Regions from separate parts of the Homo sapiens genome. Here all the other regions are linked to region 2. A link is a contact called in ENCODE Hi-C or POLR2A ChIA-PET data. All regions are on one chromosome and are shown on one strand. The core of a region is the stretch at or near the end of the contact, and the rest is flanking DNA. Distances in the headings are between cores, read along the strand shown. Region 1 holds the start of RUBCNL (rubicon like autophagy enhancer). Region 2 holds the start of LINC00563 (long intergenic non-protein coding RNA 563). Region 3 has its middle 18 kb from the start of RUBCNL.

Evidence for each region. A loop is a pair of places that touch in the nucleus more often than their neighbours do. ChIA-PET counts read pairs that join two places held with the same protein, here RNA polymerase II (POLR2A). Pooled maps may share reads with other maps.
Region 1: a loop to region 2 is called in a pooled map, with 3 times the contacts of the local background. The contact joins the promoter of RUBCNL here to the promoter of LINC00563 in region 2. A Hi-C loop is called at or near these places in 5 of 50 pooled maps. POLR2A ChIA-PET finds 5 or more read pairs at or near these places in 4 of 52 experiments (A673, OCI-LY7, activated B cell and 1 more).
Region 3: a pooled map shows a loop between it and region 2 (3-fold over the local background). The contact joins the enhancer-like site here to the promoter of LINC00563 in region 2. A Hi-C loop is called at or near these places in 3 of 50 pooled maps. POLR2A ChIA-PET finds 5 or more read pairs at or near these places in 2 of 52 experiments (OCI-LY7 and activated B cell).

The regions. Positions count from the first base shown.
Region 1 is chr13:46,385,882-46,389,747 of GRCh38, reverse strand. RUBCNL (rubicon like autophagy enhancer) reads left to right here and starts at 2,496. Exons shown (of 15, transcript NM_025113.5): 1 at 2,496-2,614. RefSeq lists enhancers at 1,720-1,829, 1,850-1,949, 1,980-2,259, 2,640-2,729.
Region 2 is chr13:46,296,563-46,300,038 of GRCh38, reverse strand. It overlaps LINC00563 (long intergenic non-protein coding RNA 563), which reads left to right and starts at 2,195. Exons shown (of 1, transcript NR_047493.1): 1 at 2,195-3,476. The region is part of intron 2 of LOC105370194 (a long non-coding RNA gene); the gene reads left to right. RefSeq lists an enhancer at 2,408-3,476.
Region 3 is chr13:46,403,466-46,406,887 of GRCh38, reverse strand. No RefSeq gene overlaps it. Among named protein-coding and RNA genes, the nearest start is that of RUBCNL, 18 kb to the right of the region's middle. Within about 2 kb of position 2,041, at least 5 of the 41 ENCODE cell types and tissues checked have a DNase peak (open chromatin) inside an H3K27ac peak, as active enhancers do; they include OCI-LY7, where a contact is called at or near this core.

The sequences.
Region 1 (3,866 bases), core at 1,247-3,746, 89 kb before region 2:
TTTCTCCTTAGTCCTAGAGATGCTCTTTCAGAATGTGAACCTCCTGCGTCTGTGACGAGATGTAGAAGGTCTATACTCAGAGTTAGTAGGATGTCCACGTGATAGTGCCTAGGCCTGCCTTATGGCAGTTTTGAGAAAGGTGATTTCAGAGTGGCTTCAGAGGGGATGACTAAAGCCCACAATCTTGGTCCAAAATATCCTAATCTCCCTACAAAAACGATTTTCTTGCCTTGGACTATGTCCAGTCTGCCAACTAGTACAGCTGTTTCTGGTTTTTGACTCACTGATTTACCTGGCATGACATTTCCTCTTGTTTCAAGATTCTTTCTCTAAGTTCCTCCTGACTCCTCTTTCCCTTTAAGTATTCCTGAAACTGGCTCTTGCCTGGTCCCTTTATTTCATTATTCTTCCATCTTGCTGGTAGTATGGTGGAAATTGGACATAGGGTTTGGTGTCAGATACACCTGCCTTCAAAGCCTAACTGTGCTACCTATTAGCTCTGTGACCTTGGGCAAGTTATTTGAACCTAAGTCATAGATTTCCCCCTTGCGAAATGGGAACAAATGATTTGTTATTCTCAGGGATGTTCACAGACTTGCTTAAAATAATAAGAAAAAGTACCTGGCACATAGCCGATACTCAAAAAATGTTAGCACACACCCACACCTTTTTCTTTCTGATTCATTTAAGGTAAGCCCTTCCCAATCGGCCTTCAGCTGACCTGAATTCCTGGGATACTGTATTTGGAATTTTAAATATTCCAAATATCCAGAGTTCTTGCAGGTCAAAGCTGGTCTATGCTCCAAACAGGCTGCCCCCAAGGGAAGCAGGGTAATTGGCAGCTAGTATTCATCTGACTTTTGTCATATTGATTCAATATTTTATCTGAAGATGGCAGCAACTAGTACATGGTGCCACCGTTTAGCCACTCCATGCCAGAGGTACCAGGCAAGTAAAAGCCAAATTACCAGTGCCTCTGCTCCATCCTGGAAATGACAAAGGACAAAGCCAAGGAACCCAGGAAAGTGCAACGGGATTTGGTTTTATGCAGCAGGGAATCTTCTAAGAAAGCCAGGACCGGTTCACCTACGTGTCATTACCAGTGCAGGCAGCTCAGAGGTCCTTCCCCGGGAGAAGTCAGGGCACCGCGAGAGAGAGCTTAGCTTCCTTCCTTCCTCCATCCCTCCCTCCCTTCCTTCTGGGACTTAGGTTCCTTCCTTCCTTCCTTCCTTTCTACTTTTCTTTCCTTCCTTCCTTCCTTGGCTTTGGTTCCTTCCTTCCTTCTACCTTCCTTCCTTCCTTCTTTCCTTCCTTCCTGGGCTTAGGTTCCTTCCTTCCTTGGCTTAGATTCCTTCCTTCCTTCGCCCTTCCTTCCTTCCTTTCTTTGCTTTCCTTCCTTCCTTCCTTCCTTGGCTTAGGTTCCTTCCTTCCTTCCTTCCTTCTTCCCTCCCTCCCTCCCTTGGGTTCCTTCCTGCCTGCCTGCCTGCCTTCCTCCCTCCCTCCCTCCTTCCCTTCTTCTCCTTTCTGTTTTTTTTTTTTTTTTTTTTTGACAGTCTTGCTCTGTCGCCCAGGCTGGAGTGCAATGGCGCGATCTCGGCTTACTGCAACCTCCGCCTCCCGGGTTGCTCCTGCTTCAGCCTCCCTAGTAGCCGGCATAACAGGCACCCGCCACCACGCTCGGCTAATTTTTATATTTTTAGTAGAGACAGGCTTTCACCATGTTGGCCAGGCTGGTCTCGAACTCCTAACCTCAAGTGATCCATCCGACTTGGCCTCCCAAAGTAGGTGCTGGGATCACAGGCTTGAACCACCGCACCCGGCCAGAGCTTAGGTTTCTATTCGTGACAACTTTCTGTATTGGTTGGCAGGTTCTCCTAGCACCACCATGATCTCAGGACTAACCACTGCACACCCGTGATGGGATTCCAAACCTTCGCTGCAAGAGGACAAGGTGACGAGTTGCTGACAGTGAAGGCTAAACTAACGCGGACAGTGAAGTGCTACATGAGTCGGACTCAGACTCCAGGTGAAGCAGCCAGCAGAGGTCAGAGAGAGACAGCTCACGTTCCGGGTAAGTTGCAGGTCGATTTCAGGGCCGACTCATCCAGATTACTCATTCTTCATTTCAGGCAATTGTATGACTGCTAAATACTGCTGCTGGGGGCATCTGGGGTTGGGAAGTCATTTCTGCCAGGTCTTTGACCCCTGAAAGCGTCGTTGCGTCTCGCGCCGCGGGTAGGCAGGGCGGGATTTCTAGGAGGACCGGCAGAGGCGCGCATAGGTGCGTGGTGCTGGGCCCGGGCGCCGCGGCACCGGTGTAGGAGCGCGCATCTCCAGAGTTTCTTCCATCTGGGCGACGTCTCGGTGCCTGCGGCGGGAACGGCGCTTTGCTTCCCTGAGGAGCTTCTAGAGAGCTACGGTGGCCCCCGTGTGGGAGGCGGGGGGCGTGGCGGCGTCGGGGCGTCGCTGTCCCCTCCTCGGTAGCTCTCCTCCCTCCCCTTTCTGCTGTTACCGGGAGCGCGGTGGCCACGGAACGCTGCCCGGAGCCGCGCGAGGGAGGACCCGACGCGCGGCGTTTACCCAGCGCAGCGTTCCACCGCTCGGGTTTGGCTGGGTGAGGCTGGCGGGGCCGGGGGCGAGATGGGAGCGGCGCGGGGTGGAGAGGGTGGTTGGAGAAAGGGAAGGGAGGGCCGCGGGAGAGGTTGGATGGTGGAAGTGGCGCCAGAGAGGTTTGTGCCCAGCAGAGACACCCAGGTATCTTAGGGTCGCTCAGAGCAGTGTCGGGGACCCCTTGGAGACAGTAGGAAGGGGCTCCTCGCGGGGTGGCGGATTTCTATCCGGTTGACTTTGTAGAGTGAGGTTGACCCTGTGTTCGGCTTGGGCCGGGAAGGGCGCAGAAGCGGGACCTCAGGACACTTTTACGCAGGGCGATTCTCAGAGACTACAAAGCCTGCGCCCTGCGTCCTCCCAGGCGCAGTGTTCTGGGATCAGTGTCTTTTCTCTGTTTTCGTCCTCAACACAGCCAAAGTCGTGGATATGTGGTGACAGAAAAACATTTGGCTACATAACTGAGCTAGGCTGGAGTGTGAAATCGCGGCGTGTTATTTGGTCCGGGCGCCCTACATAGCAACCCCCACTCTTCTCGCCCCCAACCCCCCGCCACGCCGGACACGGTCAGGCGGGCGTTCCCCCAACCCGCCCCTTGTGAAGTCCACCTGCTGAGACTGATACAGATCCCCTGCGAACTTGATGCTGTCCGCTTGGAAAACGTGGAGAACTTTCAGAGGAGGGGTTATTTCGCCTTGAGTGAAAATTAAGACTCAAAGGAAAAGGTATACTCAAGAGCTGCCCTTACTGGGTTATTTCTGTGGAATTTGGAAGGATCTTTGAATTGAAGATGTGGTGGGAGCGCGCAGAGAACAGAGAATCCGTAAGCTTGAGTTTCTTAGACCCAGTTTCTTAAAGCCAAAGTAGCGGGGAGATCTTGGCAAGTCAAGAAACCTTCTTGAACTTCAGTTCCCTTGCCTCAGGGGGAGAATACTCCAGCCATACCCCACTGTGTGGTTTAGAAGGTTAATGGCCTGGAGGGAGGGAAGTGTTTTGAAGCCTATAAAGTATCCTGTGAAGGTATCACCACATTGCTGCCCACTGAAACACTGCCGGCCGCCGACAGAACTTTGTTTGGAGCCGAGTTAAGACAGCATCTTTATGGCAGTGCTGGGGTTTTCGTGATTACCGGTCCAGAGTGTCAGGACACCTCTGTTTCTCAAACCCCAGTTTCTGCACTGCCACATGAAACTGCTCATTACTGAGTGACAGCAGAGGACAGGAACTTTGCCTTCTTCATTAACTTCTTTAGGGCCTTT
Region 2 (3,476 bases), core at 946-3,445:
TTGAATTAAAGTTTGTTTTATCTGACATAGGCATGGCTACTCCTCCTTGCTTTTGGTTTCCATTTTCATGACATATCTTTTTCTATCCCTTCACATAAAGCTTGTATTTACAGGTGAAGTGAGTGTCTTGTAGGCAGCATATAGTTGGGTCTTACTTTTTTTTCAATTTGGCCAACCTATGTCTTTTAACTGAGTAATTTAATACATTTACATTCACAGTTATTATTGATAGGTAAAGACTTACTCTTATCATTTTATAGATTGTTTTCTGGTTGTTTTGCATATTACTTATTCCTTACTTCTTCTCATTGTTTATTTTTGCAGTTTGGTCATTTTCTGTAGTGATAAAGTTTGATTCCTTTTTTTCTCTCCTTTGTGACTACTGAATGAGTTTTAAGCAGGGCAATAATGTGATTAATTTTACATTTTGGAAAGCTGACTTTTGTTTTTTGTTTTTTGTTTTTGTTTTTTTTTTTAGATGGAGTCTCACTCTGTCATCGAGGCTGGAGTGCAGTGGCGTGATCTCGACTCACTGCAAGCTCCACTTCCTGGGTTCACACAATTCTCCTGCCTCAGCCTCCCGAGTAGCTGGGACTACAGGTGCCCGCCATCACGCCCGGCTAATTTTTTGTATTTTTAGTAGAGACAGGTTTTCACCATGTAGAGACAGGAGATCAAGCCAGGATGGTCTCGATCTCCTGACCTCGTGATCTGCCCACCTCAGCCTCCCAAAGTGCTGGGATTACAGGCATGAGCCACCATGCCCAGCCCTGACTTTTGTAGAATTATATAGCAAGCTAGCTAGAGTGGGGGAAGAGTTGATGTATATGGCCATACCACTTAGTAAATTATCACAATTGTCCAGATGAGAGATAATGATGGCCTGGAATGGAATAGTGGCAGTGGAACCAGAGACATTGGAGAGACATGTAAGAGGTGGAGGTAGAACTGACAGGACTTTGTAAGTTATTGGAAGTGGAGTGTGGCTATGAAAACATAAAACACTTGAACCATTCAACTTAATCCATATCCTGTATGTGTGTGTGTGTGTGTGTTGGAGGAGGTGGGTATGCTCTCAGCAATAAGAAATCTATTTGCCTGGGGGTAAACAATGCTACTGTCATTGACTTCATAATAGCTGTAGTTTCTGCTTTGCTTTTTGAGATAAAGCAGTCCTGACTGGGCCATGAGGCTATTGAGGTAAAAACTTTGTTGTACTTACTAATAGAAAGAAGAATGCACTACTAATTAGAGAAATGCGAATCAAAACAACAATGAGATGTCATCTCACACTGGTCAGATTGGCTATTATCAATAAGTCAAAAAATAACAGATGCTGGTGAGGTTGCAGAGAAAAGGGAATTCTTATATACTCTTGGTGGGAGTGTTAATTAGTTCAACCATTGTGGAAACCAGTGTGGTGATTGCTCAAAGAGCTAAAAACAGAGCTACAATTTGACCCAGCAATTCCATTACTGGGTATATACCCAAAGGAATACAAATTGTTCTACCAGCATTTGTTCGGTTAGGTTGCAGTAACAAACAATTCCAAAATCTCAGGGACAATGACAAAGGATTATTTTTTGCTTACAATATATGTCAGCTAGGGTTGACTATAGCTCTGCTCTACATGTCTTCTTCATTCTGGTTTACAGGCTGAAAGATTCACCCCTACCTAGGACACCCCCTTCCTTCCCCTCCCTGCCCCCACATTTTTTAAGAGAAGAAAAAAAGCCATGGCTGAACTATGCAATGATTTTTGTTGTTGTTGTTGTTGTTGAGATGGAGTCTTGCTCTGTCGCCCAGGCTGGAGTGCAGTAGCGCACTCTTGGATCACTGCAACCCCCACCCCCTGGGTTCAAGCAATTCTTCTGCCTCAGTCTCCCTAGTAGCTGGGACTACAGGCGTGCGCTACCACACCCAGTTAATTTTTGTATTTTTAGTAGAGAGAGGGTTTCACCGTGTTGGCCAGGCTGGTCTTGAACTCCTGACCTCAAGTGATCTGCCCGCCTTGGCCTCCCAAAGTGCTGGGATTACAGGCGTGAATGACTTCCAAAACTTCTGCTGAGACATGGTATAAGCCATCTGCTCACATTCCATTAACCAAGGCAAGTCCCTGGACCCAAGTCTGATGTCAATAGTGGGAAGAAATGTATTCCACAGGAAGGCCCATGGCAGTAGACCTGGATGTATAATTTTCTTGCAGGGAGAGTGTAAATAATCTGGAAGAAATACTGCAGTCTATCACAGATCCCAAAGATAGTTTCATCATTTGTATTTTTACAAATACTTACTGGATACTATTCCTTTCTGTGAGGCAAGAACAACCAGCTGTCATTCTCTAAAAATTTTCAGATATTAAGCACATATTCACCTCTGAACTTTAATGTTTTTTCTACATCAGCATTATTCAGAATCTCATCCAGGAACTATTTGCTAACAATCTGCAATGAGATAAGAAGATTATGCCAGGAAGTAAATCAACACACTGCTTCCTTCACCACGAAAGCCTTGCTACAAAAAATCAAATGGCAGCAGTACTGAACAGTGCACTTACTGATGTAGTTGGTTAACATTTTGGCTTAAGCTCCTTATCTTGTCATGGACAGGTACCGAATACTCTGGACTGACAGAGGTCGACAAACTATGCTCTGAGTGGCACTGTTCTGCAGCAAAGTGGTTTTACCCATAAGACCATTCAATTATAGAATTTTAGAACTGAAAGATGTCTTAGACACCATCTAGTCCAAGTTCCTGGTTTCACAGCCGAGGATCCTTAGAACCTGAAAGTTTTAGCAAACTTCCCAAAGCCACTTAGTGGTTGTGATGCAATATGAAGTAAAGGCCAACTGTCCTGACTCTTTCCAATCACCACCATGCCCTGAAATTCCTGAAGGAAGCAGAATTTCCTCTGAGGTTTCTGCTGAGTCATATGCAGGCTCCATCTGATGTAGAGATTCAGTAGAAGGGGCCAGGTTGCCTCCTGATGGGGGCAGCGTGTGGAGGATGAGCCTGGGCTTACTTGGCAGACAGATCTGGTCATGTTCCAGCTCTATCTCCTACTTGCAGAATGTCTTCGGGAAAATTACCTACATTCTCAAAGCCTCAGATTCTTGCTTTGTCAACATTCCTTGAAGATTGCTAAACTGAAGACTCTGGTGTTCCCTTTTGTGATAGGGAGAATAATAGCCCCCCAAAGATATCTACATCCTAATCCTTGGAACCTGTGACTATGTTATGTCACATGGCAATGGGAGACTTGAGGTTCCAGACTGAATTAAGGTTGATAATCAGCTGACCTTGAGATGGTGAGACTATCTGGGATCATCTGGGTGGGTCCAATGTCATCACAATGTTCCTTATAAGAGAGAGGCAGGAGAGAAAGAATCAGAAAGGCGGCAGCATGAGGAAGGCTCAGCCTGACATTGCTGGCTTAGAAGATGGAGGAGTGAGGCCATGAGCGAAGGAATGCAGGA
Region 3 (3,422 bases), core at 792-3,291, 110 kb before region 2:
ATGGTGTGAGGTGACGGTCAATGTTCAGGTCTTTTCCACATGGATATAAAAATGCCCAAGTACCTTTTGTTTGAAAAAGCCACTCTTTTTGTTGTTGTTGTTGTTTTTTTTTTGAGACGGAGTCTCGCTCTGTCCCCCAGGCTGGAGTGCAGTGGCTGATCTCGGCTCACTGCAAGCTCCCAGGTTCACGCCATTCTCCTGCCTCAGCCTCCCGAGTAGCTGGGACTATAGGCACCCGCCACCACACCCGGCTAATTTTTTGTATTTTTAGTAGACATGGGGTTTCACCATGTTAGCCAGGATGGTCTCGATCTCCTGACCTCGTGATCCACCCACCTCGGCCTCCCAGAGTGCTGGGATTACAGGCATGAGCCACCGCGCCTGGCCTGAAAAAGCCATTCTTTCTCCCATTGAATTGCAGTGCATCTTTGTTGCAAATCAAGTGGTCATATATATGTGGCTCTGTTTTTGGATTTTCTCTTTTGTTCCACTGGATTATTTGTCTATGGAAACCTTTAACATTAATTAGTCAGTTATATTCCTTTTCTAAGTTTAGAAGGAAGAGATGACCCAAGTTTAATACGTAACTAAATTATAAAGCTATGCATAAAATTTTGAGAAAAGTTTCTGGGAGGTGAAAAGTTGAATTGCATAAAACAATACTTGATAGGCCAAAAAATGATCAGTATGGAAGTATTCTAGTCTTTTCCCACTTTATGCACCCAGTGAAGCAAATCCTGTAATTTCTCATTGAGTTTCTCTCACTTTATCACTCTATGCTTATTGGGAAAGGGTCTGAAAAGTCAATCTGCATAATAAAACAGAGAAGCATGTTGGGAGAGTTTAGGTGGAATTTGAGACAGAGTGATGCTTGGGAGTAGATTCTGGGTGTAAATAAATTGGAGGGAGGCGCAAAGGTGTTGCAGGATAGATGAGCCCCCAAATTGGGGCTTAGCCCGAGAGGGTTCTTGGCTTTGCCTAGGAAGGAATTCAAGAGTGAGCCAGTGGTATTAGCAATTTTTTGTTGAATGGCACTGCTCCTTGATAAGCAGGGCTAACTTACAGTCAGGGCAACCAAAGTTGGCAGCTATGGACTGTTGGCAACTCTATTTATATCCACTTTCAATTATATGCAAATTAAGAGGTGGGCTAATGCAAATTTAGGGGCAGGTTATTCATAACTTTCTAGGAAAGGGGCAGTAACTTCTGGGTGGTTGTCATGGCATTTGTGAACTGTCATGGTGCTGGTAGGAGTGTCTTATGCTAATGAGCAGCTAGGGATCACTTTTCTGGCCATCTGCTGGTTCCTGCCAGTTTCTTTACTTTACCATGGGGACCAAGAAATAAGTCCTGCCAGTGGTCTCCTACTTCAACTAAATGTGGTGAAGTAGGGTAGAGAGTTATGATCACCTCTGATGATCCTTTAAAAATGCAAAGAAAGAGTTTTGGTTGCATTATAATTATTGCTGTTTTTTTTTTTTTTTTTTTTTTGAGACAGGACCTTGTTCTGTCACTGAAGCTGAAGTACAGTGACACAATCATGGCTCACTGCAGCATTAATATGGTTGGTTCTTGAAATGTGTTTAAGTAGATTCGATGCCATTTCAATTTCATAAGAAAGCATAAGATAGAGTCACAGGAATAGAAACTGATTAGGGAAAATTGTGCTGCTTTAAGAATTATGTCCATTGCCACTTCAACCAATCCACATAAGCAAAATAATCTAATCTCATGAATTTTTCAGATAAACATGATTACATTAAATTGCTTTCTTTCCAATAAAGGCTAATTAATACATGTTTTCAAGTAAATTTAGCAAAATTTTAATTACTTTATGAATTGTATAATTAAAAATCAGAAAATGTCATTCATCAGGCTATATCCTCATTTTTGGTTCTGAAAATATTACTACTATATATAAAGAAATATGAGCCTCTCTTGAACTTGACAATAAGCTGAATAAGCTCCCTTCCTTCCTTCCTCCCTCCCCCCTCTTCCTTTCTCACTTCCTCTTTCACTCCTTCCCTCCCTTTCCTCCCTCCCTTCCTCCCTTCCTGCCTTGCTTCTTTCCTTTTCCTTCTTTTTTGATGTTACTGTTAATCCAGTAACTACTATAGTGGCCTTAGAGACTGTGAGACGCATGACTCTGCTGCTGGAGTGTGAACCAAAGAAGCAATGATGGGAATCTTCCATCATCAGAACAGCAATAGTGGATATAAATATGGATCTGGGTTGATAGAGGAGAAGCAAAATGTTTAATTTATACAACATGATCCCATTCCTCTTGGACGTGAACTGAAGAAATAGTTGTGGTGAGCTAGGAAAAGTACGCCAAGGACTTCTGAAGAAGAATCTCTGATTACATCCTAAGGAGAGTTAGCCGCACTTCAGAGCTGGAGAGAAGCACACAGCACCCTCCCTTTGATTGCAGTCACTCCCTGGTCACTGTCCTAACAAATTAAGCTAATGGTGGGGGTAGGGATGCTGAAGGAAATGCCACATCATGTTCCAGATGCCCTTTCTGCCCTGGGGTGGTGATGGTGGCTACAAGGGGGAGGGAATGAGGTTAGCAATGAGAGAGGTAACTGAGGTTGAACTTTTTTTTTAGAAGAAAAAGTTATTTACTCTAGTTTTTTTGTAGTAAGATCTCTGTATTCTGATAAAACTCCATTCAATTTCACAAATGTTTGTGGAGCTCTCATTATGTGGTAGGCTCTGTGTCAGTTGCTGTCGAAAATATAGACACAAACACTAGCTACTGTGTGTTGAGTAACTTCCTGTAAGAAGTGGCACTTGGAGAGTGAGAGACACTTGGGAGGAGGCTCTGGGTGTAAATGAAGCTGAGGGGAGGGGAAATGGAATGCAATAAAGTAAGACTGAGAGTCATGAGTGCGATTGCCTTTGATGGTCCTCAAGTAGTGCAAAGAGGCTGGGCACGGTGGCTCACGCCTGTAACCCAGCACTTTGGGAGGCCTAGGCAGGCAGATCACCTGCGGTCAGGAGTTCAAGACCAGCCTGGCCAACATGATGAAACCCCATCTCTACGAAAAATACAAAAATTAGCTGGGTGTGGTGGCAGGCACCAGCTACTTGGGAGGCTGAGGCGGCAGAATTGCTTGAACTCAGGGGCAGAGGTTGCAGTGAGCTGAGATTGCGCCGCTGCACTCCAGCCTGGGCAACAGAGTGAGACTCTGTTTCAAAAAAAAAGAAAAAAGAAAAGAAAAAAGTGCAAAGAAAGAGTTTTGGTTGCATTGGTTGCATGATAATCATTGTTGGTTGTTGAAGTATGTTTAAGTAAATTACTTTACCTCCTTAATTCCCCCACCAAGTCTTATCATAGGAAGGTAATTCTATTGACAGAAGAGAGAAGGAAAGCTCATCTGACTTTAATACATTACTCAAAGTGGAGCCAAGATTTGATA